Regions from separate parts of the Homo sapiens genome. Here region 1 is linked to region 2. Evidence: chromatin contacts called from ENCODE Hi-C or POLR2A ChIA-PET data. All regions are on one chromosome and are shown on one strand. The core of a region is the stretch at or near the end of the contact, and the rest is flanking DNA. Distances in the headings are between cores, read along the strand shown.

Region 1 (3,053 bases), core at 200-2,699, 280 kb after region 2:
GGCTGAGGCAGGAGAATGGCGTGAACCCAGGAGGCGGAGCTTGCAGTGAGCTGAGATCGCGCCACTGCAGTCCAGCCTGGGCGACAGGGCGAGACTCTGTCTCAAAAAAAAAAAAAAAAAAAGTTCAGACACTCTGGTTTGAGGCATTGTGGATAAGAGAGTACCTAATCTGTATTAGTACTTTATTTGAGCTCATAAAGTAAACATTGGAGAAAACAAAAATATGAAACACAGATTGGCTGGGCATGGTGGCTGATGCCTGTGATCCCAGCACTTTAGGAGGCCAAGCTGGAGGATTGCTTCAGGTGGGAGTTTGAGACCAGAGCTTAGGCATCCCCCCCCTTTTTTTTTTTTTTTTTTTTTTGGGAAACAGAGTCTCACTCTGTCGCCAGGCTGGAGTGCAGTGGCTCAATCTCAGCTCACTAATCTCCACCTCCCGGGTTCAGGTGATTCCCCTGCCTCAGCCTCCTGAGTAGCTGGGACTAACAGGCGGGTGCCACCACGCCTGGCTAATTTTTTTTGTATTTTGGTAGAGACAGGGTTTCACAATGTTTGCCAGGATGGTCTTGATCTCCTGACCTCATGATCCCCGGCCTCGGCCCCCTAAAGTGCTGGGATTATAGGCATGAGCCACTGTGCCTGGCCCCTGTCTCTTAAAAAAAAAAAAAGCAGCTGTGGTGGTATGCACCTGTAGTCTCAGCTGCTTGGAATGTTGTAGTGGGTAGATCACTTGAGCCTCGAGGCTGCAGTCAGCTATGATTGCACCACTACAGTCCAGCTTGGGTGACACAGCAAGATCCTGTCTCCAAACAGACAAAAAACCATAGACTGAATTTATTTGAAATGATGATGACACAATTAAAATACCTTAATTTTTCTTTTTTCTTTTTCTTTTTTTTTTTTTGAGACAGAGTCTTGCTCTGTCGCCCAGGCTGGAGTGCAGTGGGGTGATCTTGGCTCACTGCAACCTCTGCCTCCTGGGTTGAAGCGATTCTCCTTCCTCAGGTTCCCAAGTAGCTGGGATTTTGGGAGTGCACCACCATGCCCAGCTAATTTTTGTACTTTTAGTAGAGATGCGGTTTCACCATGTTGGCTAGGCTGGTCTTGAACTCCTGACTTCAGGTGATCCGCCCGCTTGGCCTCCCAAAGTGCTGGGATTACAGACATGAGCCACTGCACCCTGCCTCTTTTTTTTTTTTTTTTTTTTTTCTGTGAAACAGAATCTTGCTCTGTCACTTAGACTGGAGTGCAGTGGCACAATCATGGCTCACTGCAACCTTGGCCTCCTTCCCTGGCTCAAGTGATCCTCTCGCTTCAGCCTCGATAGTAGCTGGGACCAGAAGTGCATGCCACCACTCCCAGCTAACTTTGTTTATTTTTTTTAGAGATAAGGTCTCACTATGTTGCTCAGGCTGGTCTTGAACTCCTGGGCTCAAGCAATCTTCCTGCCTTGGCTCCCAAAGTAGTGGGATTACAGGCATGAGTCACCATGCTCAGCCTGATTTTTCTTGTTCTTCTAGTGAAGCCAAACCAAGAAGAAATCTGTTTTGAATAATGAGGAATTGAGATTTGTAAAGAATATTCCGACAGTGGTTGAGAAATTACAAGTTTTTTTTCGCTGAACATCTTAAAAATTAGAATAATTTAAAAAATCTATGTTGGTGGGGTGCGGTGGCTCATGTCTGTAATCCCAGCACTTTGGGAGGCTGAGGTGGGCAGATCATGAGGTCAGGAGTTCGAGTCCAGCCTGGCCAATATGGTGAAACCCCATCTCTACTAAAAATACAAAAAACTAGCCGGGCGTAGTGGCACACGCCTGTAGTCCCAGCTACTTGGGAGGCTGAGGTAGCAGAATCACTTGAACCCAGGAGGCAGAGGTTGCAGTGAGCCAAGATTGCACCACTGTACTCCAACCTGGGCAATAGAGGGAGACTCCGTCTCAAAAAAAAAGAATCTATATTACATTGTGACTCAAAGAGTTTTCTGATAATAAGTTTTGTTTCTAGGATGGAAAAATCTGAGTGCAGATTATAATAATGTTGCATGTTCATCTCTCCCAGTATTTCAACAGAAAGTTTCAGATGATCATTATCTACTCCACTGACTATCCCAGTTCTGGTTGATGTGGTACAAACTAACCTATATTGTATTGTTCTGTCTGATTTACAAGGGATTAAAACGATAAAAATTGGCAGGAGTCAATAGCTGTTGAGATTTATGTTCTTATATTTTGAGTAAATGACATTCTTTTATGGAAAATTCACACACAAGGGTTAACAGTATTCTTTAAAAAGATACATTGCAAGAGATAGATCTTTGTGGTCTAGGAAATATTCATGCAAAGCACCAATATTTTCCTTTATAACTACCTGTCATAAAAATAGAGAAGATTGCCTGTGGTTAAGGTTCTCAGATCTTTTTCAACCATCTGATACTGTGAAGGAATAGAGAAGACCTATCTGGCCTGATTTTATTTGTAGACATGAGTTAGTCTGTTGTACTATAGATGTCTTATTTTTTCTGAGGATGTGCATGACACAATTTTTTTTTTTTTTTTTTTTTTTTTTTGAGATAAAGTCTTGCCCTGTCACCCAGGCTGGAGTGCAGTGGCACGATCTCGGCTTACTGCAACCTTGACCTCCCCAGTTCAAGCAATTCTCATGCCTCACAAGTAGCTGGAACTACAGGCACATGCCACCATGCCCAGCTAATTTTTGTATCTTTATTTAATAGAGATGAGGTTTCACCATGTTGGCCAGGTTGGTCTTGAACTCCTGGGCTCAACTGATCCGCCTGCCTTGGCCTCCCAAAGTGTTGGTATTACGGGCATGAGCCACCACACCTGGCTCTTGGCACAAAATTTCTCTACCACTTATTAATAAATTGAGATAGGCAAAAAATTGTATCTGGGCCATACGTGGTAGGAGGCGAGGCAAGAGCATCACTTGGGGAGGTCCAGGATTTTGTGACTAGCCTGGGCAATATGGCAAGACCTTGTCTCTACAAAAAATTTCAAGAATTAGCTGGGTGTGTTGGTGTGTGCCGTGGTCCCA
Region 2 (3,211 bases), core at 558-3,057:
AGCGGCCAGCGTGTTTCACCCATTAGCTCTTGCCCTTTGAAGTGGGGAAGCTGAGGCCTAGAAAGGGAAGGGTCTTGGCCAAGCTCCCAGCTTGGTGTGTGGGACACCTGCTTCCCAGGCCTGGCCCAGAGGAGGAGGGGTAGTGGAGACTGCCCACCCCCAACCCCTCCATGCAGTAGAGAGATGACAGGAAGGAGAAGCTGGGTGTGGTGGCTCACGCCTGTAATCCCAGCACTTTTGGAGGCCGAGCGGGAGAACTGCTTGAGTCCAGGAGTTTGAGACTAGCCTGGGCAACATGGCGAAAACCCATCTCTACAGAAAATACAAAAATTAGCCGGGCATGGTGGTGCACCCCTGTAGTCCCAGCTACTCAGGAGGCTGAGGTGGTAGGATCACCTGAACCCGAAAGGTGGAAGCTGCAGTGAGCCAAGATTGCACCACTGCACTCCAGCCTTGGTGACAGAGCCAGACCCTTCCCCCCAACCCCCAACCAAAAAAAAAAAAATGTCAGGAAGGAGAATGAGGTAACCCAATATGAGACCCTCCCAGGATTCCAGAGCCTGCAGCGCAGAAGCTGGTTTCCACCCTGGACCAGAAGATGGTGCTACTCGCTCACAGGTCAATGCAGGTGTCAGCTGCTGCCTCACTGGAGTTTTTTTTTGGTTTTGTTTTTGTCTGTTCTCGGGGGCGGGAGAAAGAGATGGGTTAGGAAGTTGTAGGAACCCACCTCTTGGAAGGCCTTGGGTTTCCCCACTTCTTTCCTAACCTCACCCCAGGCCTGAAGTTGGCCTCTTTCCACCATGGTCCTCCAACCTCTTCCCAGGCCAGTGCCTAGGAGGGATCCACTCCCACAGGAGCCCCAAGCAGAAAGAACCCCTAAAGTAACTGCTGGATCTTTTCCGGGTCCTGTAGCCTTGAGAAAATCTGATTAAAAGATGTGTCCTCTTGTTTCCTTACTTATGGAAAAAGAAAAAAGAAAAGATGTGTCCTGTCAGGCACATTGGCGTGAGCCTGTAGTCCCAGTTATTCTGGAGGCTGACTGGGAAGGGCTACGTGAGCCCAGGAGTTTGGGGCTGCAGTGAGCTATGACGGTGCCTGTGAATAGACACTGCATGCCAGCCTGGGCAACATAATAAGTCCCTGTCTCTAAAACAAAAATATCAAAAATAATTTGTTGGCTGGGCGCGGTGGCTCACGCTCGTAAACCCAGCACTTTGGGAGGCCGAGGCGGGTGTATAATTTGAGGTCAAGAGTTAGAGACCAGCCTGGTCAACATGGTGAAACCCTGGCTCTACTAAAAATACAAAAATTAGCCAGGCGTGGTGGCACGCGCCTGTAATTCCAGGTATTCGGGAGGCTGAGGCAGGAGAATCACTTGAACCCAGGAGGCAAAGGTTGCAGTGAGCCGAGATTGAGCCACTGCACTCCAGCCTGGGTGACAGAGAGAGACTCCATCTCAGGGGAAAAAAAAAAAATTGTAAAAAAAAATGTTTTTTCTTTCAAGAGCATACAAGTGTCCCTATCATATAATTCCACACCCTTTCAAGGAGCTCGTGACCCACACCCTTACCACGTAAAGAATCCCTGAGCAAACCCAATGCTTGATTTTCTAGAGGAGGAAACAGAGACCCAGAGGAGCCAGTGACTCTTCTGCTGTGCTCAGCAGTGCGGCAAACAGGCCGGGGGTGGGGGGGCTAGGCTGGCTACTGGCTGGTGGCAGACACAAGTGGGGTGTGCAGAACCTCAGTGCTGCACGAACACTGGCGCCTGACTCTGATTCCCAGGCTGCAGTCTCCCGACGTGGGAGGGTGTGATTCAGATTGGGGTGCAGCAGAGGCACTGAGCACAGCTGCTACTGCAGGGCTGTGAGCTGGAGAAGAGGGTACAGAGGGGCCTGGCCTCCTTCCAGTACTGCCTCTGAGGCTACGGCAGGGCTAACCTAGGCTGGCTTCCTGCAAAGCACAGGGAGGCTGAGGCTGCCTTCCTTGCACTCCTCAGCAGGTGCCCCCACCTGCCCAGGCATTGGGTGGACAGCGGGTAAGAATGGGGGTGAAGAAGGTTGAAGGGGCCAAAGGAAGCAGTGCTGGCAAAATGAGTAGGGTTGCACCGAGGGGCTCATTCTCTCTTCTCCCCACCTCCAGCATCCATCTCTCCAGACTCCCTCCTCTTTCTGCATCTCCCTGAAGTCCAGGGAACCTTCATCCCACACAGTACAAGCCAGGTGAAGCTCAGCTTCTGTGTAGGGGGGCATGAAGGGCACATGTGGGTCAGAGACAACAGAGCCAAATGGTGGGATTTGGGATCACCAGTAGCTTCCTAGGCACCCTTTGCCCCAGACCAGTAGTGTTGCTGGTCCGTCCACCCCCAGAGTGGGCACAGAGGAGGGCAAAGGCTACAGTGGGGCACCAACTGTTCCCAGGCCCTAGGCTGTGAGCATGCTGCATGGGGTTCAGCCACCCAAAAAAGCTGCTGTGCTCAGCAGTGCGGCAAATAGGCTGGAGGGGGATGGGCGTCCAGGCCAGCTGCCGGCTGGTGGCAGACACACAGCTGGGTGTGCATAAGGCGTGGCTGCAAGGCTCTCAGGCTCTTGATCCCTGGAGCCTCTGGCCCAGCGTCTCAGGGTGTCTCTGTCTCCATTTTGTTAGTTTAAGGCATTGAGGAAGCCAGGGCAGGGGAGGGAAAGAGCTGAAAGGAGAAGAAAAAGCCGCGGTTTCCAAGACTGGCTTGATCACTCATTTTGCTGTGTGACCCTGGACAAGTCATTAGCCCACTCCAGGCCTCAGTTTCCCCATGTATAAAGAGGGCAGTGTTGAGCTGGGTAATCTGTGTGACCTTAGATAAGCCACCTAACCTGGCTGTGCCTCAGTTCTTCCCTGTGAGAGGAGGACACCCCCACTCGCCTCACAGGATCCTGGAAAGGATTAAGTAACATCAAGTTCCTGGCACGGTTCCCTGGGCACAGTAGGTGCCTATTTATGAGTTCCCTCTCTTTAAGCATTCACACTGGTCTTGTGACCCCTTCTTCCACTCCCAGGGCTGGGGATCCTAGGAGGGGGAGGGTCACCCTCCTTTCCCGGCTCTCTCGACCCCCAACCTCCAGGGCCTTCCTCAAGTCAAGGAGCCCAAAGAAAGCTCAAGGAGGGGACCCAAGGTCTGGGCCCACCTGGCCTACCTGGCTCAGGGGGCGGGGGCTGTAAACCGGAACCGGTGG

Evidence for each region. Hi-C counts contacts between places; a loop is a spot of excess contacts on that map. ChIA-PET counts read pairs that join two places held with the same protein, here RNA polymerase II (POLR2A). Pooled maps may share reads with other maps.
Region 1: a loop to region 2 is called in a pooled map, with 3 times the contacts of the local background. The contact joins two enhancer-like sites. A Hi-C loop is called at or near these places in 2 of 50 pooled maps. POLR2A ChIA-PET finds 5 or more read pairs at or near these places in 6 of 52 experiments (A673, HEK293T, HepG2 and 3 more).

What each region holds. Positions count from the first base shown.
Region 1 is chr17:39,485,067-39,488,119 of GRCh38, forward strand. The region is part of intron 2 of CDK12 (cyclin dependent kinase 12); the gene reads left to right. Among named protein-coding and RNA genes, the nearest start is that of CDK12, 25 kb to the left of the region's middle. Within about 2 kb of position 1,450, at least 3 of the 41 ENCODE cell types and tissues checked have a DNase peak (open chromatin) inside an H3K27ac peak, as active enhancers do.
Region 2 is chr17:39,206,549-39,209,759 of GRCh38, forward strand. No RefSeq gene overlaps it. Among named protein-coding and RNA genes, the nearest start is that of RPL19, 7.9 kb to the left of the region's middle. RefSeq lists enhancers at 644-903, 2,573-2,662, 2,683-2,812, 2,691-3,211. Within about 2 kb of position 1,808, at least 21 of the 41 ENCODE cell types and tissues checked have a DNase peak (open chromatin) inside an H3K27ac peak, as active enhancers do.